Linked DNA regions of Homo sapiens: region 1 is linked to region 2. Evidence: read pairs that join two places in POLR2A ChIA-PET (ENCODE). Cell type or tissue: IMR-90. All regions are shown on one strand. Links, peaks and the distances in the headings refer to the core of each region. The heading gives the core; the rest is flanking DNA. Region 1 overlaps LINC01876 (long intergenic non-protein coding RNA 1876). Region 2 overlaps NR4A2 (nuclear receptor subfamily 4 group A member 2).

Region 1 (16,105 bases), core at 3,984-11,983, 300 kb after region 2:
CCCCTTGAGATTTAACAGAATTTTGATCATAGAGACACAACTGATATGCCTCATAAAGCAAACACCATTTTCTCTTTTTTTCAGTTTTCTTTTCTTTTTTATTTTTAACTTTAAGTTCCGGGATACATGTGCAGAATGTGCAGGTTTGTTGCATAGGTATAGATGGCAAGCACCATTTTCTAAGGAGCTTGAAATTCCGGGAGGTGTGGAAGAAGACTACTCAAAATGGCAGCAGGTTTGAATGTTCACAGAAGCAGCTGTTGTTCTTCCAAACCCAGGGACAACAGAACTGTGGTGTAGTCTTGCTCCCTTGCCGTGGGACCCAGATGTGGCACATACCTCCAGACCTCATACAGAAGTTCCTCTTCTAAGGTTAAATTTATACACTTTCTTAAATATCAACAAAATTAAAAAAAAAAAAAACTGTTTCAGCTCTGTCCACCTCCAACAGGTAGGCAAAATAATTACTGTGCTAGATCACAAAGTAAAAATGAATGCAACTTGGTTTTTGTTTTTTCCCCTTCCTATTCTTTTCTTACCTTCTTTCCCCTAATCCAAATATTCTGTGATATTTATGAAAAGTTAGAGTATATTAAAAAGCTGGATGATGATTTACTAAACACCTGCATTGGTCCTATAGTTAGATTTTGAACCAAGGAGAAAGCCTTAATGCAAAATTTAAATCATCACAAAATATCAGAGTCTTAGAGATCGTGTTAGTTCATGTGACTAACTTTAAAGCTGTAAACATGGCCCAATATTTTTAAGAAAATGATTATAGTATTATCTATATATTATCATAAGTTAAGAGATGATGGGTGGAAATTGTGGGGGATATCTGGTACAGAAAAAATTAGAATTTACTTAAAAATTTGCTACTACATTACAATCTACTTAATACCCATATTTAATCATCACTTTGAATTACTTAAATCTTATTTTCATATGAAAAAGGTTGAGCTCTTCCACATTTTCTTTTTTATGAATGTTTAATAAAAAAATTAACTTGGACTCCATTACACTTTTTCAAAATGCTTTCAAAAGATTTTTTTAAGGCCTCTTTTAACATTAACACTTCAGTATACTGTAGTTGATACTTTCAAAAGAATTAAACTGCTAGAAAAATGGTACTCCCTTTGGGATATTTACCAAGCCATGCAATATTTTAAAATGTGGTAAAATATTTCTTGTTTCAGTGAATAAGAATGGTCTTCTTACATAATGCAGGGATGGAAGAAGATACTTGGAAAAATCAGGGAAGAGTGAAGAAGATACTTCAAAAAATCGGGGAAGATTTTCATCATAAGGTCCAAGCAAAGGCATGAGTATAAGATGTGTGTATGTGATACATAAGATTTACTTCTAAACAATTTAAGAGGATAAGGGATAAAAATCACCATTCAGTTTCTAAGTGAATACAATATAAATAATATTGATGATGAGCAAAGGAAAATACAAAATAAATTAAAAGTCATGAGAAGATAAAGAAACTGGATCAAAATGAGAGTTCAACAAAGGGAGCAATAAGAAAACTAAATAGGAAAAAAGTAATAAATATAATCTCAAACTACAGATGCGGAGAGACAAAGTATAGGAGGAGAGAATGTTTTTTGTAGAAGGGGGTCCATGGACCCGTGAAGTGACCATATGGCCCTAGACTGCCCCAGCTTCCTTCTGGAAGCCCTTCTCAGTGCTGCCTTAGCTGGTATCTTGTTTTGTAGAGCAGAGCAGAGCAGAGAAGTCAGCATCTTCAACAGAGCCCCGATTCAATTCTGTATTCTCTCACTATCTCCTAAACTCCTTTTTGGAGTTCCTACTCTCATTTTCATCCTCTTTGTAATGTAATATGATTTGCTCACTTCAAAAATTAAATCTGTGCATTAGATCTGTAACATTGTTGAGTTAAAATTAGAGAATTCACAAACTTTGATGGCAACAATACCTTGAATAATAAAAGTAAACACATATATAGAACTTTTACTCTTTTAAGCACTTTATATATATTAATTCATCTAATCCTTTCAACACCTCTGAGATATGTCTTATGATCATCACCATTTTACAGATGAAACAAACACACAAATATGAAACACAAGCTGTACAATGGAGGAGGATGTGAAACTAGGCAGTTTAGCCTTCAGTATCCATATGCTTAATCTTTCTGCTATACTTCCTATTGTTTTGGAAATGGAAACTGAAGAGCAGATCATATGATGGCACCTGACAAAGTCTTATTTTATCATAAAAAAATGCAGCCAGTGCTAAAGCTACCTACTTACCTTTAGCACTTCTAATATTTTTAGGGTAAGTAATGGCGTAGTCTACCAGCTCATCTCATTTGCACAATACTTTGTTTCACTCCCTATTTTGTCCTCTGTCTGCATTTTTACTCTCAATTCCTGTGTTTGTTTCCTGGAGGTTTTGTAACCTATTACCACAAACTTGGTGTCTTACCACAACAGAAATTAATTTTTTTCCACAGTTTTGGAAGTGAGATGTTTGAAATCAAAGTGTTAGAGATTTTTTTTTTTTCTAAAGGCTCCGCAGAAGAGTCTGTTCCATGCCTCTTTCCTAACTTCTGGTGGCAGCAGGCAATCTTTGGCATTCTTTGACTTGTAGCTGCACCATTCCAACCTCTTTCTACCTCTGTCTTCACATGGACTTCTTTATATGTCTATCTCTTAAATCTCTCCCTTCTTTTTAAGGAAACCAGGCATTGGGTTGAGAGCCTACCCTAATTCCAGGATGATCTCATTTGCGAATCTTTAATTACATCTACAAAGACTTACAAGTAAGGTCACATTTAGTGCCAGTGTTAGGACTTGGGCATATTTTTTTGGAGACCACTATTCAACCAGCTATACCTTCTCCACATTTCCTCTATCATCTAATTCTACTTTTAGTCCTTTACTGTTACATGGATTGACTGTACTTTTATTAAAAAATGAATATGCTAATAAATCCCACATATTTATTCATTATGCAGATTCCTGAGCCTGAGTCTACTGACAAATATACCACATCCCCAGAGTAAGTTGGAGTCTCTTAAAATTGTCTTGCTGGCATCTAGCGGAGATTGTCCCCACAAGCATGTTCCTTATGACGGATGCCTGGGTCAGAACACATAATACAGTAAGTATTGTAGAAGCTCTAGTAATATTGGTATTGGTGACATTTTAATAGAACAAGTATTTTGGTTTACCCTAAGATTTTTCATCAAAGGGGTTTAAGCTGACCTCTATTCAACTTCCTAAGATAAGAATTCTATGGAAAATTATATTGTAATATTTACATTTTATCTAAAATATTTATAAAACATAACTTTCATACATTTATTATTTTCTGATATAATATCATAATCATAAACATAATTTTTATGCTTCAGTGTGTGGAATGAATGCTTCCAGTCAGACTAGAAACTTTAAATCATTAATTACCTCCCCAGCATTTTGCTTCCTGTTCTAATGCCTTCAATTTACTTATTACAATTTTAGCATAAAAACTATTTTTCCTAAACCAGATTCTGTTTTTATTTTTCTGAGGCAGTTTCTGATAGGTAAGATATTTGAAATTTTCTTTATATGCTGAAAGTCACCTCAAAACAATTTGGTAAGATATTTGATAACTATTATTTTTCTTAGGTATAAGAGCATAGCAACATAAATTATTTCATTGTAAGATGCACCTTATTTTTTGTACCACTATGATTCTGATTTTAGAGATGTTAAACTGAAAAAGGTGTGTCTTAGAATCAATTATCCTTAATTTCTAAATCTGTGCATTAAAAATCCTTGAACCCATGCATTAAAAAAAAAACTTGTTTGTTATCTTTTATTACAGTGTGTTTGCCCTTGCTGCCTTGTTTGTTTTTGCTTTGTTTAATTAGTTTCTTTTCTTTATCTAGTTCCTTTTTATAAGCACAAAGATTCTGAGAAGCACTGCCCCTCCCACGTGTCACACTCTGGGGAGAGATTATTGGAATGCCTCTTGGATCAGGTATCTTTGGTGATCATTCCACCTAGTTAAGATGAAGCTGGTGATAGCCTTTGGCTTGTTTCAGGTAATGTAACCAGATTTTCCAGTGACTTGTGAATTAACAGGCTAAAAACTAGTTTTCAGTTTCTGGAGAAGGGTTCCCAATCTCATTTGAGGCTATTGGAGGAAAAATCCCTTCAGAAAATAAAGCATGACAGTAAGATTTTAGTATGCAGGAAGTAAATTCAGTTCCTTTGGAGATCAGCATGCCTCTATTCAATCCTCTCCTTAATCCCTTATGAGTCAGATCTAGTAGAGGGTTGGACCAGGAAATTGAGTGTAGGGTTATAGGTGATAAGATGAGGAGAGGCACTCCCCTCAGGAGTTAAGATGCAGGAAATTTGGTTTGCACTTTAGCCAGTACAAGGCATTTCACCAGGATGGAGAATATGTGCTCTCTTGCACAGAAATCCGTGCCAGCAGTAAGTGATGTGGAAGGATTTAGTGAAATTTTGCCAATAACCCCAGGCTTACTGCTTAATGAACAGAACATTCTCCTGGGACTTGAAGAGGTCCTATGAAATAAGGGACATAAATGATGTACTTTCTTTTCTGTTAGGCTTAAGAAATTCTGTTCTGAGTGCAAATAGAGGGAATGATTTCCGACTTTCCTATTAGATAGCAGATATCTTTGCATCTTGGATACATTTAGAAAGAATAGAAATGTGAATGATTGAAACCTAGTCAGTCAATTGATTTATTAGAATTCCTGGAAGAAGTCTGAGTAAACACAATCTCATTCTCTTTCTTTTTCTCTCTGTCAGTTCTTCTTCTTGGGTTCCTATACTATGGGATATAAATGAAACAGTGCAATGTAAAACTAGTATAATGATGGTCGAGAGTAGGTCCCCAATAAATCTTGGTTATTACTGTTATTGGAGAGAATGATGAAATTTAAAGCTAGTGGGGGAAAAAGAATCGTACAAACTGGAAATGAATTGGAATGAGTGTTGCTTCAGGTTGCCCTCAATTTGGTATCAGTACCCTCAGTAAATCAGAGTTGCTGTGACCTGGGCTTTGATGTAAGGGTAGCAGAATGATTTAGAAAAAACAGCATTAGATTAAAAGCCAGAGACATATTATAGTCCTAGTTCTTTCGCTTACTAGAGATTTGACCTTGAAAAGCTTAATTTGTTTAAATCCCGTTTCCTCATCTGAAAAATGAAGACTGATGATATCTGTCCTAACTCCATCTTGTGATGATCCAATGGAATAAAGTGCTGTCAAAATGTGAGGTGTTTTTTTTATCCAAAAAATTCAGTGAATTTACATTTTATAAGGTAGTATATGCCATCTCTATGTCTTAAATCCCCACAGCCTCAGGCCAGGAAGGTGTCCTCTTTTCATGGGGGAATCCCAGTAACTATTAGTTGTAACTACAACTATTAGTAACAATGAATAGTTATTATACTACTACAATGATTGTTGTTATATTTAATTTAAACTACTTATAACAAAAGTAATAAGTAGTTTACAATCACCGTCACAAAACAACCACACCACCACAACAATCAAACCTAGAGCAACTAAGGGGACAAGATGTACAAGCACTAGGGGTGTAGAAGAGCAATTCTGAATAGGGGGCCTGGAAGTTCTTATGGCAAGCTGACAAGTTGAAACCTGAATGAGATTTGAAAGAGTTAATGGAGAAATATGTGCATCTGTATGGGGAAAGAACATTCCACAGGGAGAGAGCAGCTAAATCCAGTGGCTCAAGGTGGCAACATACCTGATGTGTTCACGGAGCAGCAGAGCAATCAGAGAGGTAACTCAGTGGGGGATACTCACCTTTGACTTCTCCACATTTGATGATCTCTTGGGTTTGCCTAATCCATCCTGTTACATGTCAATATATATACTTATATTTTACATAGACAATATATGATTTTAAAATATATTATTTAGGCATATATATTACATAATTATACGTGTAAGTACACATATGTGTGTTGTGTGTATATATTACATATGTGTATTATATACATGTACCTATAGTATATATGTGTATATATAATATGTAATGTTTTGATTGTACTATATATAGCCCTTACCCCACAATTTTGATATCAATCTTTTCCAATTAATTGTTTTAAAAATATATAAATATATTATTGAGGATACCCCATACGCATTGTTATCTGGGCTGAATAGTTTCCAAATAATAATTTGAGTCAAGTATGTTATACAGAGTAAACTGACAAGATAATTTTTCCTACATATTGCTGTCTTAGCAAAAATTTGGGGAGTATGCTACATAATATACTTACAATGAGGCATTTTGAAATAAACGTAAAATAATAACAAGGTGTTACACTGTAGAAGTAGGATTTGTTTCTTGCTATCTGGAGGAAATATTCTATCAAATATTAGACTTTTGCTCCTGGAAAAAATATATGCATAGATTTGTGAATATAGATAGATATATTTATATAACTATTAATCTACCCATCTTTCTAGCTATATAGTTATATACAAATACACATAAATGTGTTTATAAATGAAGTAAATACAAGTTTCTTAATCCATGTCTTTATGTTCAGCTTATTTATCCTTCTATTTTTGTACAATTATATCCTATTATATTTTAATTTATTGGTTTTTGTCTAGATATGACCTTATCCTCTAATGAAGTTTCTCCAGGATTCTTCTATTCCCCAAGCCCTGGGCTGTCTTTCAATCAGGATACTGAACATTAGAATGAGAAAATCCTTTTTCCTCATTTGATACCATTCTAAACACACTTTATGAAACTTAATTACCTTTTTATTATGGTAAAAATGATGCTCAGTAAACTATCAGTTTTCAGGGTATTCTTTCCTCTCTCATCGTCAAATGGTAAACTTCTGTTTTTTTCAGCTATAGCGATGTTGTGAATTCTTAACAGCATATATTTGACTATTTTATCCTACAATAGAAAGGATAATAAACATTCAAAAACCTCTAAATTTTTTTTTTTCATATGAAGACAGCCATTTTATCAGAATATAGAGGCAAATAAATCTTCTAAAAGATATGATAGGAAAAAAAATACCCTTGGTCTAAGAACCTAAGAGAACAATATTGTCCTCCATGAATGTTGATATCTAAGTTTGCATTCCTGAGAAAGCCTTTAAGGCTCACTTTCTAGATATATTTGAAATAACATTGAAAGGATAAAAACGAACTCTGAACTGTGAATGTTTATTCCAAATTACTGAAAGACAAATCTGAATTAAAAAATAAAACTTTATCACATTTTATCTAGGATTACATGGAGACCTTAATTAATGAGCTATGAGTTCCCAGGGAGATAAGAACTATTTTCTAAATGTATAGTGTTCCTGCAGAATCAAACTAAAGTTTTCAAATAACCTATCGTGTATGCATTGGCTATGTTTATTTTAGGCTTAAATTATTTGAGTATGATAGCTCTTGATTTCTAATCTGAGAAAGGGAGAGATATTTACAATTAATCCCTTTCTAGAAGGAATATGTCTATTGTATAACTATAGTTCGAATTTCTATCTATTACAATGAAAATTTGCCATTAGGGATAAGACATTCTTTATTATTTCTCTGTATCATCAAAAGAAGTTTAAATCTACCCTGAAAACAAGGAGAAGTTGTTTGGCTACTCTGGAAGCATGATACTCAAAGCAACTGGTATAGAAGTCTTTTCAACTTCCAACTGTGTTAAAATGAAAAAAAATTAATGTCAACTACCCTATTAAATTCTGTACAGTTAGAAAAATCTACCCCTCTGATAGAAGCTTTAAAAGAACCAACCAGTTCTCACCAGTCTTAGGGTGAATTCAATAGTGTCCTAATAAAATGGGAAGGGTTAGGATATAAGAGCATTTTTTTTGACATGATGCTCTCTAGGGAAGTTAAATTTATTTCTAACATAAGTACTAAATCATAAGAGAGCCAGTGCTTTAGCTTTTTCAGAATGTGGTGCAATTTTTATAACTGTACTACCTCATCTCTGTTTGAACTCTAAGATTTTATACTATGCAATCTGACAGCTAGTTATAAAATGGAAAATGGTGTTGTTTTAAGTCAAATTTGTTGAGGGCAGTATTGAGAAATTTGCATGACCTGTCTTTCCAGTTGTAATACTGTATCAGGCAACAAATATTTCTGTTTCTATTTCCATGTTTATGTTTTGTGATGTCACCTGTAGGCATCTGTCTCAAAGAAATCTAAAACTATTTATTATTCTGTTTTCTAGCTCTGTCCAGATGTTTAGCTACAGGGTAGTGTTACAGCCCAGATTAGTGCAGCTGGTTAGAAGACCCTGCTAAATATGTACAGCATCTGTGGTTTGTCTTGGGAGGTTGGATTTCTATTAATTAAATGTGCAGCGAACTTACAAAGATCTTGCTTCTCAGTTAAACTGACTATGGTGCAGAACTAGTTTTAAAAGCCAAGAATAAATGATATAACAGAAAACTTTTTTAAACAAATGTACCCAACTATGCCAATAGAGTAAAAATATATTTAAATGAATAAACAGTCATTTTATCTAGAAAGTATGAGTCTATTTTCAATATTGCTGCTAGAAAATAGCACATTTTTGTAAGATTACCTGAGAATTAAACTCATTGCTTTTATTGATAATTTAGTTTAAAAGGCCACCATTTCTTCCTGTATCCTCTTCACTTTGGTGTTTACTTTTATTTAAAGAGAAAAAAATTGAGTCAAAAATAATCATTCCAGCAACATTACACTGAGCCAAAATTAATCAGACAGCAACTACAGCTTGTACCACTTATGATTACAGTTATGATGTTTAGATGAATTTCCTGGCTTAATATTCTGTTAGGGGGTCTTTTGTCATTATTGAGACATTTGGAAAATGGATTTTATGAAAAAGTATTCTAACAGTGAATGCTTACACAACTGTCCACTGAACATCTGCAACAAATTACATAAGCTTGTAAACATAATAAACAAGCTAACTTGAAAACTATGAGGGAATAAACAAAATTTGATTCAGTTTTCTTTGGCTAGCTCAAATAATTTTATTTGTAATGGTTTTTGCAATCTCTGTAGTATGCATGCCAGATACCCTGCCTGATACAGGGGACCACCAGACTGATTAGTTTAAAAAGGAAAGAAAAGAAAGAAAGAAAGAAAAGAACCAGAGCCCAAGCCCAGATTTCACACATAACATGAATTGGGAATTGTACAGATTTTATGCATATAAATGTGTGAATTCTCACTGGCTCTTTATTTTTCTTCAAACTATGTTATGGACTGAATTGTGTCCCTCCAAAATTCATATATTGAAGCTCTAACCCCCTGTATAACTGTATTGGAGATTAGACCATTAAGGAAGTGATTAAGATTAAATGAGGTCATAAAGACAGGGATCTCTGATTTGCTAGAAGTGGTGTCTTTATAAAAGAGGAAGACACACCAGAGATAGCTTTCTCTCCCCCTACCTTGTGAGGACACAGTGAGAAGGCAGCCATCTGCAACCCAGGAAGAGAACCCTCACCAGAATTTGACTATGCTGGCACCCTGATCTCAGATATCCAGCCCTCAGAACTGTGAGAAATAAATTTCTATTCTTTATGCCACCAGTCTATGCTATTTTGCCATGACAGGCTACCTGACTCGATGACACCTGTTTAAAAGAAGTAATTCTTCATTATTGAAGCAGGTTATAAAGCTTCTTCATAATTCAAATACTGCAAAGAAGTTTTCACTGTTGATTTCAGCTTGCTCTGAAGTTATCAGCACAGATATTCAGAAATTATAATTAACAGATGAATAAATTAATTGTCATATGCTTTATTTTCAAAATAGTGAGCTCTGAACCTTGGTCATCTCCTGGGATGACACATTCCGTGAGGACAGGAAGCAATGCTGCAGGAGAATATAAAAGATCATCACCTATATAAAAGACCTATGAGACCTTTCCAGTTTCCCTTGAATTGGTAACAATATCTAGCTTTTAAAAACCAGATAAATTAAACTTTGTAGCATGTTGCTATTTGAATGACCTACTCCGTGGAATTACAGCAGCAGTCTAATCCTTTAGGAGAGATGGCTCTATCAATCTTTGGATTTTTCTAATGTGGAAGCTACTCAATTGCATCTCAGAAATCAGGGAGGTAATTACTCATGCAGACAGCACAAAATGAAAGAAAAAAATGCAAGTTCTGCTGAGTATCCCTTTTAGAACAAGCCGTGGAACAAGGAAAACAGCCTCTATAATCAGTCAAATTCTTCCACTAATTTTTCAGGTGTTGAAGGCTGTAGTGAGAATACATGATATGAAAGTTAACAAACCAAAGTGGCTTTAAGAGTGGGTTTTAGAAGACAGCAAAAAGGAGGAGAGCTATTTCTTATTTTTAAGCAAGAATTCTACTAGGAGTGAAGTTCAGTTCAACTTTATTACTTAAGTAAATGTTCTAGGACTTAAGTCTGATGTTACCTTATGGATCATGTAGCAAAAGTCTGATCATTCTATTAATTATAAATATTTTCAAAAATATTAATCTGTGGGGTGAGTTAAATATTCAAATTTTTGACAGCGTTATTTGGGATTTCCAAAAGTTTAAGAGATCCTATTAACAAACAAACTATAGAAAAGAATTTGAGAGATGCTGCTTTGGTTTATTCTAGATTACTTCAGACTTTCATGTGTTCTAAAAATCTAAAGGATTTAAACCTCCAGCTGAAAGCTTCTCTTTGCCATAAAATGTTTGCCTCCAATCATTTAAGTAACTCGAGGAAGCTTCTTTTCACTGAAGTGAAGAGAGATAGCACTGTTTTTATGAAGCATGCAGTCACTGGGTTTGACATTACTTCATTTTGTTTTTCATACTGTGCATACAAAAATTTAGTTATAAGTCATCTCTTCCTTCTACTCAATCTCCTCTTTCTTCCAGTCAGACCTGAGTATTTTTCACTTAAGATATTTAATTTGAATACTTAACTAAGTTAACATACTTCTTTCTCCTTAGGGAAAACAAAAAGTGGGGAATAAGGTCAAGAGAGCTGTTCAACATTGTGACCATGGTCACGTGGACTCCAAATGTGCTAATTTCTGGTTGAAGTTCTTTTTAAATATAAGCCATCTTTCAGATTACCAGCCATATGAGAACAATTTTGTACCATGAAAATACTAAAAAATGATGTAATTTTTTTTGGGCCGCTAGCTTTTGGGTGATTCTATATCTATAGGGCAAGATGAAAAATAGTGGTAAAGAATATTGATATTTTTAATCTGTATAAATGAGCTAGCTACACCCTTGATTTGGCAGTACATTTTTTTTTTCTCTGAGAGTTGGGTAATTGTCACTTTTGCAGCCATTTAAAAAGCCATCAGTGACAGTAGGCTAAGAAACAGGAAGAATGGAGGTTATTGTTCATCATTAGAGCTGGGCTTTTGTGTGGCCTTGAGGAATCACAGGTCGTTGAGGTTTCATTTTGGACAGGTTCCAGATAATGCAAAAGTGAGCTGCTTTATTTCAGAAATCCAATTCAAAGTTCACAAAACTATAATAGTACATACAGGTTGCATTCCATGTCGTCTCTCACTCTTTCTAGTTACATTTGTTTTGTACCAGATTACCATTTCCCAGAAGGTGTCAATCTTACTTTATATCATAGTCTTTGAATAATTAAGAGAGTTCAGTCTTAATGTGTAACATTCAAGTGAATGAAGAATTCAAAGAATGCTGAAAAACAGTTATCAAATTAATACTCTGAAAGTTTACATATGCAAAGGATGCAAAATATAACATTGAGAGACATAGATTCATTTTTGTGATACTGGTTTTTTGAAAAGTTCTGAATTTCTCTTTTTCTATCTGCTTTGTCACAAAAATAGCTATAGGGGTAAGGCAACTGACATAAAACACACTCAATATTACGGGATGTAAAAGAAGGAAGATATTATAAAGATATTATAGTGTGTATACAGAGGAAAAATGCCATGGAGGAAGTGGAATTTCAAATGGATCTTAAAGTGGAGATTGTGATTTCTTTAGGTGGAGTGGATCTCAGTAATGCTTTCAGTAAACTAAGCTGACCACAGTGTGTAGGATGGATAAATACTAGTGGGGAAGGGCAAGACATGACCGGTGATCCTGGCAATCAAGGTAGGGAGTAAAAAAGGTTCAAACCGGGTGGTGGCAATAAGAATGGGAAGAGGAACGTGCAATGCAAAAAGCATTGAGATTTGGGAACTGGTTATAAAATTGAGGGTAAAAAAGGATAAAAAATATGAATCTGACTTTTCGAATTAAGAAACTGGAAAACAGTCTAGATATAAAATAACACACAAATGTTGAGTGTGTTATTGCAACTAGGGAATTGTAATCAGGAACGAAGAGACAGATCTAGGAGTAAATTTCCTTAAGTGTGATAATTGAGCCAACAGGGATGATTGTGTTTTTTGAATAGAAGAGTGCAGAAAGAGAAGAGAAGAGTTTTAAGGACAAAACTTTAGGAGATGGCTACATTTCCAAGAAGGCAGGATAAACAGAGGTCATCCCCAGGTAACTTTACTTAGGTCAGAGAATCAAAGAGAAGGAATTTTCAAGAAAGTTTAAAGTAGTCCAATGTTAGGAGATGATAAAGAGGATAAAGACAGAGGAAGAAAACTAAGGTTGAGTTTTCTTCTTTAACTCCATTTATTCATATATAGGTTGACTTTCTTTATAACATAATAAGCTTTTAGAAAGATTGACATTGTTTGCCAATTTTAAATTATTTCCTTTATGATTTCTATATGGCAGAAAAGATGGCTGTTAAGAACCGATGACCTAAAACACTTTCCTTCCTGTAGTTTCCTATCTTCTTCCTTAATCAATTCTCTCTCTCTCTGTCTCTCTCCCCCTCTCAAACTTAGACTGCAAGTTGAGTGAAGGTGCAGCAAACAATAAATACATTTTCGGTTAGAAGATAAACAACCTAGTCAGTATTAGAATTCTCTGAGGCCATGTCTTTCTCCTCTCAGAAAACATTCACTTCGTGTTTATTAAAAAATAAAATGGCATTATTGGAAGGAAAAAAAAAAATATGTGTGCCCTCAAGAGTGAACCCTCTGCCTAGTAGGAGAAAACAGTAAAAAGGTGGTCCTATCATTTTTCATTTTTGCTGCAGAAAACACAAATGCCTTTTGATGCCAAAATAAAAGAGGGCTGGAATTTGAATAGAATACATTTCTCCAGCCTAGAGATATTCCACCATACAAGGATGCCAATACTAAGACACGTTGTCTTTTATAAAACTTCAGGATCTTAACATTCTTATTAAGAGGGTGAGAGAGGAAAAAGAAAACACTCTTAGGGAAAAAGTTAGGTAGACAAATTGTGCCAGGAACTCTGATAGAATCCTATCTTGTTTCTCTTCACTGTCTTAAACAACAACAAACTTAGAAATTCTGGATTCACTGACAAGAGGAAAGTAAGGTTATTAGTTATGAGCATCTTTATTTCCTAAATATGTATCACAGAAAAACTAATACCTCCTAAAGGTCAACAAGTCATTCTCAGGAAGAAGACAATATTTTGAAGAGTTTTTATGTTATATTAACCTTTAGCCTTTGAGATGAAATTGAGAATAAATTTCTGAAGTTAAAAAAAAAGAGAGACTAGGGTGTGGGTGAAACTGCCATTGCAAAATTATAACTGAGACAGTGAAATGTATCTGACCTAACCAACTAACTCCATCTTACTTCTAACCTCCAAGCTGTCCTTGTTCATTCCTGAGTGTAGGCTGAACTAACTTTGGGAGAAACTTAGTTTATAGTTTAAAACAAAGATGATAGCAGCCCTTTCCCAAAACAAACCTCCCTGCCTGGGGACTAGAATGCCTTTGTAGGACTAACAAATTAGCCTCAAGATGAGAAAGTATGATTTAGGAATCATGCAGCTGGAGGCTACAGGATTCTGACCCTCCCTAAATTGCTCCTAAGATCAGTGCTTGAGATATTGTGCAGACCCTGAACTTGATGGATCAGCTGGCACCACCCAGATGGATAAACTGGCTCATCTGATCTTGTGGCACCCAACCCAGGAACTGACTCAGCGCAAGAGGACAGCTTCAACTCCCTATGATTTTATCTCCGACCCAACTGATCAGCACTCTTGACTCACTGGCCTTCCCCCATCTGTTGTGGGACTTTTCCTTAGTTCACCTAAAAATGCGGTCCTTGTCACACAGCCATGAAAATTTAGGCTCACAGACGATTTGAAGAGTGAGAAAAAATGGGATTTCTTGGTTGAAAAGGAAAAAAAAGGAGGAAACAGAGACTCAGAGAATCGAGAGAGTATGCTTCATGCCCATGGGCTTCCTGCCTCACAGATTGAATCCCAGGTTCCATACAGGAAGAAGAGGGGCCAGGCTCCTCCTCACTGCAAATGGTGCAGACTTCTGTAGCTCCACCCCAGTGTGCATTTCTCCCAGTGCACAGGCCAGCTGGAGCCCTTCTCAGCTGTCTGTCTTACATACACCAAATTATCCTTAAAATTTCTGATCTCTGGATGGCTGGGGAGACTGATTTGAGTAATAGTAAAACTCTGGTCTCCTGCATGGCTGGTGCTGTGTGAATTAGCCTTTCTCTATTGCAATTCCCCTGTCTTGATAAATTGGCTTTGTCTAGGCAGTGGGCAAGGTAAACTCATTGAGTAATTACATGGGGAGGGGGAAGAAAAAAGAAACCTATTGGTATTTTATTAGAATTACTTTAGAACTATGAATCTATCGTGGGTGGTGATTGGCTATCTAGGCAATGTTGTTTTCTGATTGAGAAACAGCCCAAGTTGGCTTTTTCCCTGAATCTTCCTTCACGTACCCTACACTTTTGTTGCTAGGATTATCTTAGTTAATATTTTTGTTATTGCAAGGGTGCAAGTATAGTATTTTATTCTAATTTTATGATAGCTTTTTGATCTCATAAAGAAAAAACATTGATTTTTAAAGTACACTTATGTATTCCTATATGTATACTTGTCACTATTAAGCATTATAATTATTATAAAAACAGTAATGTTTCTATTAAGCTTAAGCACCAAACTGGCAAAAATACTATTAATAAAAATAATTAATTTGAGGCCTAATATGAGCCAAGCACTTTGGTAAATATTTTTAAATAAACACCTCACATAAGCTTCACAATAACCCATGAAATTGATTCTTCTATGGCTTATCTTTCATAGATGAGGAACTTGAAGGTTGAAGAGGAGACTCAGCTCTTTAGTGGTCAGCACAGCTGATGAGGGAGGAGTTCTAGACAGGCCCAAAGCCATTTAATGGGTTTTTAACCTCTATGCAAAACTGTTTTATAAGCTGGTAATATTGATAATATGCAGATTTAATTACACACTGTAATGGGTAAACTGACTGCAGGAGACACAGGAATTCTCCTTAGGGAAAGGACTTGTTTGCTTGTTTGTTTAGAGAAGCAGAGTTAAGCTTTTTGGCTGTAAAAATTTAAAGAGGGAAGAAAGAGACTGTTTGAGAGTTGCCAAATGCTTTAACATCAGAAATGAACAGATAATTGGGCTTGGGGAAAGCCAAATAAGAGGAAAAATAAGATAGTGGCAAGAGGAAAGAGAGAAGACCAAGGAACACAGAGTGGGCAGACGTGACTAAATTACATCATGACCTTAGCATCTGCAGACATCCTGGAGAGAACACTGGATTTCCCCCTGAATGAGGACGGAGTTTGTGTCAATTCTATGGAATTTAAGAGGAAAGAGTTGACATTTAGATTAAATTAATACAAGATATACAATTCTTAAAGAATCAAGTACATATTGGTGTCTGTCATTTTATTGGTAATTTGAAAGCCATTTTTACTCTAACGAAGGATAAATATTATGAAAGAGAAAAACTCTATTTTGATGTAAGTACATGATGTAGTTTGGCTGTGTCCCTATCCAAATCTCATCTTAAATTGTAACTCCCCAAATTCCCACACATTGTGGGAGGGACCAGTGGGAAGTAATTGAATCAAGGGGCGGGTCTTTCCCGTCCTGTTCTCATGATAGTGAATAAGTCTCACGAGATCTGATGGATTTATAAACGGGAGTTTCCCTGCACAAGCTCTCTTCTCTTGTCTGCTGCC
Region 2 (16,105 bases), core at 3,341-11,340:
TAAAGAAGGCAAGCAAGGCTGTATATGCCTCGCAGCTCTGGCCAGGGCCTCAAGATTCAGATCTTCAGACAATCCATGTAGCTGGGGGCATAGACATGAGGACAGGATGGAGGAAGGAGGAGAGGGACACGCCACAGGGTTTGAAGCTGTGTGAATTCCCACTACCCCACTACCCCATCGCCCCTCCTCTTCCATATACACCAGTGCCTCTACCATGAAATCCAGGGGCTGTGCAAACTCTCCCCCTTCCCAATCTACTTTATTCCCAGTCCTCCATAGAGATAGATGCTTTAATCCTCATCCTTCCTGGCACTGTGCTGGGGAAGGATGTGGGGGCCTGTCTGGGGGTCAGGGAAGGGAAGGAGAGGGTGTAAAGAATGCCAGTGGGGTGGGGGATCAAGTGGTCAGATCCTTTTTACTCCAGCTGTGAAAAATATGCGGGCTTTAATTGGAGGAAGTATGTTGAGCAAACCTGGTAGGGACTGCAATTTTATTAAGATTTGCAAAAGGGCGTCTCAGCTCGAGGCCCACTCTGGGACTAGCATGAATACTAACATGTCAATTGTTTTGTGGAGATAAGAGTGAACGTTTCCCAGGGCTGGATGGCACTGTATTTAGTCTGTATGGAAATGGCAATTTACATATTTAAAGCAGCGACCTCGTAGCACCATCCCTAATTGAATTAATTGCCCCGGAACATCTAATTTCCTTACTGGTCAGAGAGAGGTTTAATTGTTATAAAAACCTGGCTCCCCTATTAGAAACGGGGTTAGCAATTTCACGGGTTATATATTTTAGAGAACCTCATTAAGTGCTTTTTAAAATGAAATTCCAGTTCCAGGCGAACCCTGACTATCAAATGAGTGGAGATGACACCCAGCATATCCAGCAATTCTATGATCTCCTGACTGGCTCCATGGAGATCATCCGGGGCTGGGCAGAGAAGATCCCTGGCTTCGCAGACCTGCCCAAAGCCGACCAAGACCTGCTTTTTGAATCAGCTTTCTTAGAACTGTTTGTCCTTCGATTAGCATACAGGTAATAAGGGAGGGAGGGAGACAATCCAGGGAGGCTGTGAGAGAAATCAAGAAAGGAAAAGAAAGGGAGGAAGGGAAACCAGAGGGTGGGGTAGAGAAAAAGACAGAATAGGAAATGGAAGTCGGAGAAAGGAAGAAAAAGAAAGAAAACAAAAAAAGACGAGAAGAAGCGAGCCCAGAAGCCTTGGATGAATGGAATGGAGGTGGGATAGGGGGCGTTCTTGATTGTTATGAAATTAAACCCTTTCAAGGTCCACTGGTCTACATTTTATTAACTCTTCAGTAATTAGGTGACTCTTAAATCCCTCATTTATTGCTCTTCAAGTAATTAGTTGTTTAGCTTTTCTCTCTCTCTTTTTCTCCCCTCTCTCTCTTTGGTATTAATTGCAGGTCCAACCCAGTGGAGGGTAAACTCATCTTTTGCAATGGGGTGGTCTTGCACAGGTTGCAATGCGTTCGTGGCTTTGGGGAATGGATTGATTCCATTGTTGAATTCTCCTCCAACTTGCAGAATATGAACATCGACATTTCTGCCTTCTCCTGCATTGCTGCCCTGGCTATGGTCACAGGTCAGTACTGCAGGCGCAGGGCGCTTCCCCTCCAGAACTGCCTAGCAGGATTTGTCCTGAGTTTCCCTTGTCACAGATTCTCCTTGGTTTTGCCAACTAGCTAACTGTCTTGTACATTCTTCTTTTGTTTCTGATTATGTTTTCTGCAGAGAGACACGGGCTCAAGGAACCCAAGAGAGTGGAAGAACTGCAAAACAAGATTGTAAATTGTCTCAAAGACCACGTGACTTTCAACAATGGGGGGTTGAACCGCCCCAATTATTTGTCCAAACTGTTGGGGAAGCTCCCAGAACTTCGTACCCTTTGCACACAGGGGCTACAGCGCATTTTCTACCTGAAATTGGAAGACTTGGTGCCACCGCCAGCAATAATTGACAAACTTTTCCTGGACACTTTACCTTTCTAAGACCTCCTCCCAAGCACTTCAAAGGAACTGGAATGATAATGGAAACTGTCAAGAGGGGGCAAGTCACATGGGCAGAGATAGCCGTGTGAGCAGTCTCAGCTCAAGCTGCCCCCCATTTCTGTAACCCTCCTAGCCCCCTTGATCCCTAAAGAAAACAAACAAACAAACAAAAACTGTTGCTATTTCCTAACCTGCAGGCAGAACCTGAAAGGGCATTTTGGCTCCGGGGCATCCTGGATTTAGAACATGGACTACACACAATACAGTGGTATAAACTTTTTATTCTCAGTTTAAAAATCAGTTTGTTGTTCAGAAGAAAGATTGCTATAATGTATAATGGGAAATGTTTGGCCATGCTTGGTTGTTGCAGTTCAGACAAATGTAACACACACACACATACACACACACACACACACACAGAGACACATCTTAAGGGGACCCACAAGTATTGCCCTTTAACAAGACTTCAAAGTTTTCTGCTGTAAAGAAAGCTGTAATATATAGTAAAACTAAATGTTGCGTGGGTGGCATGAGTTGAAGAAGGCAAAGGCTTGTAAATTTACCCAATGCAGTTTGGCTTTTTAAATTATTTTGTGCCTATTTATGAATAAATATTACAAATTCTAAAAGATAAGTGTGTTTGCAAAAAAAAAGAAAATAAATACATAAAAAAGGGACAAGCATGTTGATTCTAGGTTGAAAATGTTATAGGCACTTGCTACTTCAGTAATGTCTATATTATATAAATAGTATTTCAGACACTATGTAGTCTGTTAGATTTTATAAAGATTGGTAGTTATCTGAGCTTAAACATTTTCTCAATTGTAAAATAGGTGGGCACAAGTATTACACATCAGAAAATCCTGACAAAAGGGACACATAGTGTTTGTAACACCGTCCAACATTCCTTGTTTGTAAGTGTTGTATGTACCGTTGATGTTGATAAAAAGAAAGTTTATATCTTGATTATTTTGTTGTCTAAAGCTAAACAAAACTTGCATGCAGCAGCTTTTGACTGTTTCCAGAGTGCTTATAATATACATAACTCCCTGGAAATAACTGAGCACTTTGAATTTTTTTTATGTCTAAAATTGTCAGTTAATTTATTATTTTGTTTGAGTAAGAATTTTAATATTGCCATATTCTGTAGTATTTTTCTTTGTATATTTCTAGTATGGCACATGATATGAGTCACTGCCTTTTTTTCTATGGTGTATGACAGTTAGAGATGCTGATTTTTTTTCTGATAAATTCTTTCTTTGAGAAAGACAATTTTAATGTTTACAACAATAAACCATGTAAATGAACAGAATTTTGTCTTCTTTTTGGGTCAGAAAAAATAATGACTAAACAGCAACATAACATACACAGTTGGAGATTAATTTGGGATAGGTCACTTATTCAATATCTGAATTTTAAACAGCCTAAATCTATTCTGGCAAAAGAAATCAGGTGAACCAGAATAATTATGCAGATAATTCAGTAAAATATTTTTTCTTAACCAGAATTTTCCAGTCTGGTGACCAATATTTATTAGGATCAATTTAGAATATCTCAATTCTTCTGTTAACTTTGCAAGTAAGTGTAGCTTTCAGGAGAGAAGTTCTGGAGACCCAAAAGCTTTTGAACTTGAGCAAGGTCAGAGTCTAGTCAAGTACTTGTCTTGCACAGTGATTAGGAAGTATCTTTTTAAGACTCAAGAAGTCAACATGGATTTGAGGAGTGTTGTATGTAATCTCCGATTTTCCAATTTCTCAATTTACAACTGTTGGGTCATGGAGAAAGGGCAAAGCAGTTCAGGCCCTTTGGGCCTTGGGTCACTTTGGCACAGAGCAGAACTCAGTAGAGGTAGTTCTTACAACTCTTTATTTTCCTCATTCAGTGGATGGTGATGAGGTGCAATTTGTAGTTTTAGAATAGAATTTCTCCCGTGTAAGTTTCTCAGGTACATGATAAAATATCTATGTGTTGGGTCTTGGGCCTAGTATAAGCAAGTTGTATCCGGGCCTCTAGGATTCCACCCAGCACCAACTTTCAAAAAAGAAAGGAAACTGATGCTGTAGAAGCTGCTTCCACTCAGAACCCTTGTCCTTGGGCAAATGAAGTCCAACGAGTTTCACCTTAGGGCAGCTGTGAATTCATAGAGAGCATAAGATGGGGACGGTCTCCTTCGCTGACCCTAGTGAATTACAGATGGCCTTTGGGTCACTGAAATTTATGAAGAGTGTTATTGTTTTTAAAATGCAGAGTTAGAACTGTAAATTGCCACGAGAGCGCTCAGGTTTTCTTTTGTTTGTTTCCCCTCTTTTTAAAAGACACGTTTTGCGGGTCAGCAAAAAGAGAGAATGCAGGTGTCGGTGGTAATATAAGGTTATTTTTACGAGATGCGTTTTTCTCCGGGTAACTGAGGGACAAATAGGGTGGCCACATAAGAGATTAAATAATAACGAAATGTTCAATTTCTTGACTTTCTTGAAAGGATGAGACTAGCCATATCATTTTGTTTTCACATCTTATGCCCAAGTAAAGCCACAAAGCAGTAAGTAAAGCGAAAGAGAAAAGCTCTTTAGAAATGCTGGGAATCTGCAGAGCCTTCAGCACTCATCTCCCTCCCAGGTGTCTGCAGCCCTGAGACAATGACATTCCGTCACACAATCCCCGAGAGTTGAACCCAGAAACGAACTCTGTGACTGGTTCTCCCTTAAGGAAGCGGCTGCGCAACACCCAAGGCCAAGGGGGTGTCGGGTAGTTCGCCTCCCGGGAATTTGGGGTCAAAGGAGGCAGAGATGACCCTCCACCATGTCCGCGTGCCGACTGCACCGGCTCGCGGAACATTCAGTTGTGATTCCTAAGTTGCAAATTGGCTAGTGCCTTTTCTGTTTCACAGAGTCGCTGTCAAACTCCCGGCCGGCCGCGCACCGAGTTGCTCGGGTGAAGAGCGTCGCATGCATTGCCCCTGCATCTTTCCAGATGCAGCTGAGGACTTTTCTTGTCCTAATGTTTCTAGGAGTAAAGTGAGGAAAAACAGCAGACACGCTGCATTGCCAAAAGCCAGACGTTGCATTACCTTCTTCAGAAAGAGATTAAACTTTGTAATGAGGGCTTCATACCGCCCTCGTATTCCCGCGTCCTCTTAAGCATTTCAGTTATTGTGTATCGTTCCAGCAATGGAAAATATATGATCATTGTTCCGAAGACATGACCATACAGTTCTCAGCTCTGAGGGAAGGTCTAATTTTAAGTCTTTGCTATCTAGCCCCATTTTGAGTTTATGGAAAGATGGCCTTAATTCAAAGCTCGAGTGAGCAGTGAGCAGCGCTGTCGCCTGCTCCTTCCTGAGGTCTGCCTTCTGCGGTCCAGGCGACCGCCACAATTTCTTTCGGTGCCCTGCTGGCCTTCCGCTGTGGATGGGTGGATGTGTGTGTGTGTGTGTGTGTGAGAGAGAGAGAGAGTATTTGGGGTACTGATTCTCACAAGAGAGATATGTAAGGCCCAGGGAGCCGATGGCGCCCTGCAGTGACAGCGGCACCCAACGACCTTGTGTATTTCTTTCTGGCACTGGACTCCATTCCTAGATAGTTTAGGTGGCTCCTCCCCTAAAAAACACCGGTCATAAGTCTTACGGGCCACTGGTTCTCCGCATGCAAGGAGCACAACAAGGAGATATAGATATTCTTGCAAACTTAAGAATGTCATTTGAAGGTTCAATTTCACTTTGTTTGGAGAATCTCTTGGCTTTCTCGGTGTCAGTGCGTCACCGAGAATATCAAATTATCTAATTGTATTTTAAACCTAGGCGTCGGCATTGCAGAAATGTTTCCAAGATACAAACAGATCTGTGAGGGAAAAGTTTAATTTCATTGCAATATTTTGATCACAGAGTTTTCCAGTACAGGATACAATTCCATCTCGCCAGGTCCTATACAGGGGAGTGACACCAGAGCACTTCTAGGCATCGCGCGTGTTGCGCGTCTTCGAGCCACCAGTTCCCCGCCTCGCGTCGCACGCTCGTCCGTTTCCTTTTGTATCCGCCGCGCGGCAGCGCCGAGGTGCCGAGAGTAAAGGCTGGGGGGCTCCCTGCCTGGGCCTCGCCTCTCTCTGTGGAAGACGCGCTTGTCTCAAGCCCCGATGCTCTCAAATCCAGGTCAAAAATGGAGACCGTTTCCCTCAAGGTGGAAGGGGAAAGGAGAGTATCTATTCTTGGAGATTTTAAAACTTTTTCTCAGTATTATTTTCACTATTGAATAGAGGTCTGGAAGTGAGTTTCTCATATATTCTTCTCCAAAGGAGGTTGTAAGGTCCCCTCTCCATTTGTCCCCGCTGTCAGAATAGGAATGCTTGCATAGTGGCCGCACCCCGGAATTTCTCAGGATTCCAAGCTTCCCAGGCAACTATGGGCTGGGACTGACTCAATTTTGGAGTCTCATGGAGGAGGAAGAGGGTTTGGGGTCTCAGCCGACGCCCAGTTAACCCTTCTTCCCCATAGGGCTCAGCCACAACTTAAAAAAAAAAGCGCACCCAATTCCAAGTCTTCGGGAAAGGTTCTGCTTAGATCGGTGCATCCGACAGAACTCGAACCCGAGCAATCACGTTTCGCACCCCTGCATTTATTGTGTTCAGTCGATACTGGCTGACTGCTCGTAAAGCAAGATATGAATTCCAAACAGGTCATCACTTTTTAGTAATTCGTTTTTAATAATAAAATGAACATATGGAAATCCCCATTTTACTTTTAAATTTTGCTAGAAACCAAAATATTGCACATAACTATTTAGGATGGCAAGACTGTGATTTAAAGTCATTTTCCTTTAGTATGTTCCCCGAGACCATTAGGAGCGACAGCTGGGGCCGCAAGAAAGATCTTTCCTCCGACTTTGACTTTGCCTTTCCTTAGGAAAAGTCCAGCTTCCGTCGGAGGGCGCCTGGTGGGGCGGTCCTGACGCGGGAAAGCAGGGCCCCACCCCACGCTGGGGGCGCTCGAAGAGAGCGGCAATTTTGTTCCCTAGCCGCGAAGTGCGCTCTGGGCCCTGCAGACAGTGGCGGGAGAATTCCAGAAAGCAGGGTTCTTGCCGCGTACTCCCCACCCCCACCCCCACGCCTTCTTATTAGTCACCCCCCAACCCCTCCTCCCAGCATAGTCTTATTTCGAGGCTTCGGAATTACTGGAGAGGACTTGTGTCCGCGATCCGCCCTGCGGCGAAAATGGAGACACAAGCCCTCCTGCTCTGCCCACTGCGTTTTGGAGACGTAGTTTGACTTTGCGGCTTGCAGTCGTAGACTTTGCGGAGAGAGCCTTGGAGCAATTAGGACGCATTCACTTGGGTGAACTTTGTTTCCTCGGTGTCCCTCCCTTTCCTCCCCAGCTGCTCCCTGCGTCTTCCTCAGCTGTTCTACACCCCCCCGCCCCCCACCCTCAGGGCGAAGGCTGCAACAGGCTGCCGTCGCCTCTAGGTCGCGTCTGTTGCGCTAGGGCACGAGCACAGGAGGCGGAGCGCGTCTCCTGCTTCTCCCTGCACCCAACGATTTCCGGTCAGTCTCTGGTCTCTTGGAACGCTGAGCTGGACTGGGGCGACCTCCCACGCGACACTGGGGAAAACTCTTTTTCTAGTGGTGAGGGCGCACAAAAGGGCGGGGCAGAGGCGCGTCCGCACCTCGTGGAGGTCTAGGAGAGGGGCCCAGACGCCCATGCCACAACCATGCTCCACACGTGTGCTCACGACCCAAAGCTCTGAAGATAGATTGTGCGTTCCCGCCCTGCTTTCAGGTCTCCTCGCAACGCATGTAATGAGCCCTAGGCCTGCGAGCGCTGGAGCGAGCGTCTAGTCAAGTGGCCAGATCAGGGCTGCGCCTGTAGGGGCCTTGGGGCCGCCTGTACGCTTATCTTCCCGCGGCTGGGAGCGCTCCTTCTTCTCTACAAGATGCTGACTGCGGGCCGCTCGCTGCCCTCTTCTCGGCTTAGCTGAACCCTGTCGCGCCGAGTTTAACTAGACACAGCGCCGAGCCGGCACCTGGATCCTAGCAGAGCTCAACTTCAACGCTTTTCTCCTCATTTCTTCTTCCCACACTTAATCTTTCTCACTCCCATTTTTTCTTATTTCTATCTCAACCTGTGTTTAGATAAACTAGGATTTCCAGGACATGTGTCACCCGTTCTAGCAGATACAATGCCCAAGTTTCTGCTAGAGACGTCCCTGGTACAGTAGAGGGCGGCTGCTGCGAGTGTGAGAAGTCTTTCATCGGGTACTAGAGGGACTTCCAGAGGGATTGAGTCTACCACAATTTCTTGGCTCTGGAAGCTTGGACAAGAGGATTGTTTTGACAGACTCAAATTAAATTGGGATTTCGAGAAGGGTAAGGACAGAGAGAGGACTCCTCATCAATAAGCTGCAAATAGGCCAGTGTTTTTCAAACTGAGGGTCCTGACCCATTAGTGGTTTTCAAAGATATTATATTGGGTTGCCATCAGAATTTTCTTCTAAAGAAATGAAAGAATAATAGAATAGAAATTATGAGGGCTTTGCAGGATAGCAAAAATATAAGACGTCTAAGCATTGTTTGCTGCAATTTTTCTTGGGTGACACTATGAAATATATTTATGGGGGGGTCTCAGTTAAAAAGGTTGATAGTGTCACTACTGAGGACCAATTGTACATGAAGTGAGAGAAAGGGCTGCCTTTATTGAGAGATACTGATAAGGGAATCTCAGCACTGTGGTTTTCTTTTCTTTTCTTTTTCTTTCTTTCTTTTCTTTTCTTTTCTTTTTTTTTTTTTTTTGAGATTGAGATGGAGTCCTCGCTCTGTCGCCCAGGCTGGAGTGCAGTGGTGTGTTCTCAGCTCACTGCAGCCTCTGTCTCCCTGACAGGTGCGGGCACCCCACCCAGCTTTTTTTTTTTTCTTTTTTGTGTGTTTCTAGTAGAGATGGGGTTTCACAGTGTTGGCCAGGCTGGTCTCAAACCCCTGACCTCAGGTGATCCACCTGCCTTGGCCTCCCAAAGTGCTGGGATTACAGGTGTGAGCCACCATGCCTGGCCTACTACTGTGGTTTTCTGGCCAGTCCTCTTTCTTCACTCTGGTTTGTTCGTTTTTGGTCACCACTCCAATGGACTTCTGTATCTCTTTATCCTCTGGCCTGTTATCTGCTTGAAGCCAGGTGGGTGTCATAAGGAAGGGCCAGGGGGACAAGCACATAAGCACATGTAGCCACCCCCTTTTCATCTTCCTCAGCAACCTGGTACCTGGGAAGAGAGTGAACAGCAAAAAAGGCATAGAGGAAAGCTAGAGAAAAGGGATGGTAGTGAATGTCCCATTGTCCATGTCACAGGCCTTCTCATTTATATGCTATTGCCAAACAAGAAGGAGGAAGCAAAAGCTTTTGGGGGAAATGGGTAGAGATAGGGATGGATAAAGATAATGAACCATACTGTGAATGATCAGGTGAGCAGGGACTGATAAGTTGGAAGAGGAGGAGGCAATTTAGAGGATTTATTTAATCAGAGTCCTAGAGTTGAAGGCAGAGATGAGAAGGAGAGGACTAAAATGGCCAGGGTGCCAACAATAATGTGAATGAGTTTAAAGTAAGAAGAGATCTATGGAAGTGAATAAAAAGGGCACATGGAGGATGCTGGGTGCTGGGCAGGCAGGTAGGTATAAGGTGAAAGTTGGATATAGAGGCCATAGCAAGACTATGTTAGGAGAGTGTGGCTCTAAGTATGGGAAGCTCTGGGCTAATGAGGACCACACAGATGTTTCAAGGTGTCATAAAGGAGTCAAAAGGAACAAAATCATTGGCATGGAAACTTGCATTTCCTATAATTCCATTCTAGTCAGAGAGCTTGTTTCCTAAGAGGTGCTGCAATCTTTAGGCAGGGGTGATGTGGACTCCTTCAAAGATTTGGGTCATTGTGAAGGGCAGAAGCAGGTGGCAGACGGAGGACACATTCCATGGTTTCTGACATTCCTCCATTACAATAACTCTGTCTACTACATGTTGCAATTCCAGATATCATATCATATAATCATCTCAACTCCAAATATGACGTTGGCACTGTTATTTCCATTTTACAAATGAAGAGATGAGGTTGAGAGGTATCGTTTATTATCTTGGCCTATAAGTACATGGAAGAGTTGGAATTCGAACTGAGAGCCAGGATATGAACTTACAAGTGCCTTGCTTTAGCACTGCCTGTCCCAGAAGGATTGTACCTTTCTGCTTCTCCAGAAACTAACTAAAGATTTTCTCACCTGCTGAGAGTTGAGGATGTTGCTTCAGGCATGTTCAGACTTCTGGAGGGGAGCATTGACCTGAAACCACAGTGGGGTAAGTGATAATAGCATAATCTTCTTCTCGCTGAAATTTTAAAGAAGGGATTATTTTCATTGCTTTTCGTAGTTTATGGGTGAAGGAGTTCTGAGTTGCTTGCTTTGCTGCCCAAGAAAAGAGTGGGAATGATTGCTGCGTGTGTTTATGCCATTGAGAAAGTCATATTAAAAGTAGTAAAAAAGAAAACTGTTTTTCATCCTCAAGCTGTTTGAATTCCCTTATATTAATCATGTGAGTTTTCAGCAAGCTTCTAGGTTTCCTATCAGGAAAACCAAATTGCATATTAGTTAGTTCACAGTCCTGAGCAGGCCACTTTGTAAAAATGAAAAGCTGGCTATGCATGAACCTTTTATTCTTTCTTCTACTTCTTCTATATTTGTGGTAGACAGTGTTTAGCTGTTATTAACATTTTCTTAAGAGCTACTCTCACAGTCTAACAAATGGTATAAATAGATTTTGCTTAGACAGTCAAGCAGAGAGTAATATTTATTCAGAAGACTGTCTGCATCTAACTTGGTGTGGTCAAAGGGTGGCAAAAATAGTCTTATTATATTATAAAATTTATTAGAATATACATACTTGACAGACAAAACATAGTGGATTTAGATCAGCTGTTTGCTTATACAATAGATTTTGTTCGTCTTTTGACATTTAATTTAAGCTTCACTTATCTGAGGGCTGGAAGTAGGATAAGTATGTTCTGCATGTGTTATGCTTCTTGTTTTATAAGACTTACTTGTCTGCAGTTATCCGGAAATAATTCATAATCAGTGATTTAGGGACAAGGAAGCCTTGTGACATGTTCTCAAAGTGTCTTTCTGAAATGAAGTTCTGAAAAGTTGAATTATGGAGACCCTAACAGGGGTTTCTATTTTTGAGGAATGAAGATAGCTACATTTGCTTTCTTGGTCTTTTGACTAATTATCCTCCCTGCATACTGAATTGATACAGTTAAAAACAAGCTTCTAACAAATCCATAATGAATCTATTCGGTGCCAGGAGTCTGTGTTCTGTGTAATTGTCCTGCTCTCAGAAATGCTGGGCAGAATTCTCTACATGGGCCACATGTGTGGAAATGACATAGAAAACATTTGACACATCAGTGACTTATTTTTAATATATCTGAGAAAAATAAAGTCCGCTGCTGTAAAATCTGCACTTGTAGATGTGTGAGCCCTAAATAACCTTTAAAATTGGTCGTGGTGTGGTGGGAGATGTTGGTATTCATGAGTGTTTTGACATGTTTGACATTTTATGTATGGTGCACTGCTCTGTCTGTCTTGCATTTTTTCCCCAATAGTGCATATTTTCTTACTAAAATTCAGCTTTTGGTGTTTATATTTGGGGTTTCCAAGTCTGCTTATTGGATGAATGATTTGCTTGTTACTTATGCGAATAATGTTTTAATGAATTAGGTTACTATTGATTTTTACACTATAAGCATAAAAGAGGAATTCATAAAAAAGATAATTTTGATTTTAAAAGAAGCAATATATGATAAAATATATTCGATAAGTGCCACATATCTCCAACTTGCAGTGGTCCTCAGTTAGTAAATAAGGAAAAGCAATTCTATGGAATGATTATGCTCTCTGGAGCCAAGGAATTTGTGCACCTGAATCTTGGGTAGTGAATATAGATTTTAAAAATCTGTCTGAGCAGCATTTAAATTTGTCCTCCATTTATATTTGGAAGGGACAAAAGGGTCCCTAGTAAAGAATTGTCAATTGAACTGAAAATCTGGGTGGACGGTAAATATAATGTAAAAAATACATACCTAAGTATATGTAGAATCAGATGTCAATAGTGTTCACTGAATAGGATATATGTTTGATACTGTGGTCATCTCCTTTCGTATCATCTTCTATATTAATTCTCTAGGTAGAATTCAATAAGTGAGTGTAAAACTAATCCTTGGTGAAGCATTTTTCAAATTTATGACTACGATACTACTTTTTTTGAGTATTAGAAAAGGCAAAAATTTTGATTGAAAAGCTTTTACTATCACGTTTTTTCCTTTGTGATAAAACCGAATGCTATACAGTCTATTCTAATTTCTATCCTAACTTGACTAATGATAGATTTGGCTGAAAGTTTCATAATTCAGAATTAAGATGTTGCTAATTACCTTTTCCCTCTTTAAAGCCCATGTTACTAATAATGTGGCTTCCCTTTAAATGTTATTCTCTTTAAGACTGTAAGTGACTCTGAGGCTTTGACATTTTTTTGTCCCAGATATTTCTCCTGTTTTTAATCTCCACTTGTTGTCACATGCCAGGACAGCACTGTACCTTCAGGTGGGAGGACAGAGGGGCAACTTTCTTTGTCCAGGGTGTCAGGGCTCTTTTCCTCTGGAGCGGAAGTTTTATGTGCACTTTCCTTTGTACCCTTTCCCTGGAGACTAACACATCACCTCCATGACACATGTAGCAGTTGTGGCCTGGGGTTTGACCAGGATAGCATAAGTTTACTTTCAGTAAGCAGAAGTATTTAATTGCTTCTTACAATTCAAATGGTATCAAGAGACCAACTTGCATGCACTATCTAAGAGTACCTTCTCATGTTCTGTTCTTGACTAACAAAGCCTCAATGTCTCTCACATCCCTTTGAGGATCTTCTTGAGTAAAATTTCATTCATAAAACACAAAACAACATAAAACTTTAACATTGAAAGTGCAGTGCTGCTCTTTTAAAAATATTATTTTGATTTGTAGAGCAATGTGAATGATTATAGTCTGACACTAACAAGATTGTGAATCTCATTTTCAATGTTATGAGTTAGGAAAAATGCAAGGCTTTTCTTGAATGTGCAGTGTTTTGTATGCTCAACATTGCTTTCATCAAAATATGTACTGTTGATTCATTCATTACATTCCTTGTCTGTACTTAACTGAAAAGCAAGAAAAAGAAAATCAAGTGCTTGTCTTTCCTTGAGTTAATTTCCCTTAACATGTATTCAAAATAAGCATTCCAATGTAGCATCATGTAAAATAGTTATAGAATTTGATGATTATAGGAAAGTTTGGTGTGGGTGAGAAATGCATCATTCATTAGATTGCAAGTAGCAATGTATGAGAGAAAGGCAGGTACTATAAACAAGAAGCTATAAATAAGCACTTTTCCTCCTTTCTGTTACTTGAATACAAATACTTGCATTACGTGGACATATTCATAAATTTTGATGATAACTTAGTGAAACAGGACCATAAATATGGAAACTAGGCATATTATTAAATGTATATGATTTTACAATGAATGCTTATTATTTTTAAAAGTCTGTGTTCCTATGGCTTTTACTTAGAGAAATCAATCTTCTGGTACTATGAATAGCCTAATCATTTTTTTTCCTCTAGCTAATAACAGTAACTTCCAAAATTGAAGACTGAACCACAGCAGTCAAACTTATCAACCTTTTGATCAAAACCGGTGACTAAAAGGAATATGAAACCTGTGATACAGTTTCAGAAAACCTTATTTCAAATCTTATTCATATTAACATGGCCACTGTCACATGTGCTGAAAATTGGTTGAGAGACCGTAAATAAAATGAACTGTTATTCTGCAATAAGCTGACTTGTGTGGAGTGATTCAGTGGGGGTGCTGTTATAAGGTTTTTATTTAACCGTATTATTAATAACCCTTATAATGGGCAAAGATCATATTAATTACACTCATAAATGAAACTGAATCGAGATCTTGGTGGTGCTGGAGAAATACAGTGGCACAAAGAGAGGTCAGGCATACATGGAAAAAATAAAGCATTTCTCAGCTGAGAAAGACGAAAGCAAATATATCTAATACACATCTCAGTACAAATTTGAAATACAAAGTATGAGTTCAAGAGAAATATTTGTAAAATGATAATGCTTGAAATGAAGGCTAGAGAAAAAAATTACCTGGAAATATTTTGTATAAACTTATAGCAAAAAAAATCTTATATGCTTTTGAAGCTGCATGCCCAGAGACTTCTCACCAAGAGAAAAAGAGAGGTGATCATCTTTTTTCTGTATAAAGCATTGATGAGGCAGTACCAGAATCTTGCATGCATTTCTGAATGTCCCAGCACCAGAACGATGTTGACAAATTGGACAGATTTCAGAGAAGCACAACAAAAATGATTAAGGGGCTGGTGCAATTGACTTATGAGGATAGATTAAAAGAACCAATTATGTATTGCTCACCCAAACAAGACGGGCAGCAGAGTGGGGAGGAGAGACAAGAAAACCAGGTATGATCACTTGAAGAGTGTAAATACCAAGGTAGGAGATGAATTGTTTAGATTGGTCCAAAGTGGCAATAACTTTGAGGTACAGGGAAAGAAATAAGTAAAGAATAATTTGGTAGATTATGAAAACATAATTTGCAGTGATGTTACTTATAAAAAATAATGGAAGCAATTTTGAGGAATTGGTAAACTGCATTGGCTTATTATTATTCTGTTTTTCAAAATGCAAAAAGAAACTGCTTATTCACTACTGGGAAAACTTTCAGATGAGAAGGAGGAAAAGAAAGGAAAACCCAATAGTTTACTTCAATTTAGAATGTGAGGAGCTTCCTATGTAGTTTAAATTAAATATGACACATTCCAATAAAGGTCAGAGTGAATGTTAAATGAAGCTGTCCTAAAAATAGGACCATTCCTGCTTTCCCAGCTCTTCTTAGCATTACATGTACTCTCAACCATATATTCTATAGTAGGGTAATCTTAGCTTGGTCAGTGTAATAAGAGGATTCTAATGTTTTCTTTTAATAAAATATTCCTCTCATGAAGCAATTGTCCTCATAATGATGTTGATGGGACAATCTTCACTATCAAATTGATAAAAGAAGTGAGAAGTGTTCTTATTTGTCCTTGATTACTATTTTTCCTGTCTTGTCCTTCTGAAACATGGCTCAACTAGGAAGGAAAAAGAATGAATGAAATGAAGTGGCCACTTTAAGTTATATAAGCATAGAAGTGAGGGAAAGGATATTACAAACCATCCTATCTTAGAAGCCAAGCAAAGGAAAAGATTTCTTCTAGTGTCAAGGAGGAACATAAATGCCTTAAAAAACATTAATGGTAGAAAAAGAAAAAATGTAAGTGAACTGAAGGCCCATAAGGATCTCCTGCTTTCTCTGTCGTAGTAGGAGAGTGATTTTCCTGTGCTAGAAGATGCAGTATGTGAGGTAGAGAGATGCAGAAGGAGAATCTCATTAACATGAGCTCTCTCCACTTCTCCATGCAATTGGAAACTGCCTGCTGTCAGGCTGCTGAGAAGCCAACATATGCAGGCTTCCAGGGTGTGCATGCTGCAGAAGGCTGAGTGTAATTATTTCTGGATAGGATCCTGCGTATGATTCCATGATAGTACTGACTTATAGTCTGTCTTTATTTGAACTGATACTTCCTGTACTTATAATTTAAGCTTCTAACAGTGAGGTATCATTTTGGAGGTGCACATAGATATTTTCTCTTAAGTTAGGTAGTGAACGTTGAATTCTGTTGCATTTACTGTACTGATTGGAAGAAAAAAAGAAAAAAAATCCCAACGTTTGTTTTTATTTTTTTTAAAGGATTATTGTTGTTGTGTTAGCCAGTACATATGTGACGGTTTATGGTCAGTTATATCTAACTGGTTCTATTTGTACTATCTTTAAATTTCTATTAGGTGTATGTTATACCAAAACTTTCCACATAATTTTAGTTTCAAGTTGACAAAATGTTACATGGTACCTTTTTACTCTGCTGTAAGAGATCCCAAGTGTTTTTATTTATTATTATTATCTATTA

The links. Peaks named below come from ENCODE experiments on the same cell type or tissue, not always from the same donor. Only the 100,000 strongest peaks of a DNase experiment are listed, where the experiment ranks them.
Region 1: POLR2A ChIA-PET joins it to region 2 with 22 read pairs; 2 of 35 experiments call an interaction of 5 or more read pairs at or near these places.

The regions. Positions count from the first base shown.
Region 1 is chr2:156,009,699-156,025,803 of GRCh38, reverse strand. It overlaps LINC01876 (long intergenic non-protein coding RNA 1876), which reads left to right. Exons shown (of 4, transcript NR_110250.2): 2 at 1,197-1,338; 3 at 2,987-3,132; 4 at 3,905-5,269. Among named protein-coding and RNA genes, the nearest start is that of LINC01876, 240 kb to the left of the region's middle. RefSeq lists a silencer at 4,181-4,381. In IMR-90, for the core only: no CTCF peak of the experiment used is centred there; no DNase peak of the experiment used is centred there.
Region 2 is chr2:156,311,651-156,327,755 of GRCh38, reverse strand. NR4A2 (nuclear receptor subfamily 4 group A member 2) reads left to right here. Exons shown (of 8, transcript NM_006186.4): 6 at 836-1,038; 7 at 1,428-1,606; 8 at 1,756-3,319. The coding sequence ends at 2,012. Among named protein-coding and RNA genes, the nearest start is that of NR4A2, 13 kb to the left of the region's middle. In IMR-90, for the core only: a CTCF peak has its summit at 7,470; a DNase peak (open chromatin) is centred at 7,165; H3K4me3 peaks cover 2,215 bases; H3K27ac peaks cover 631 bases.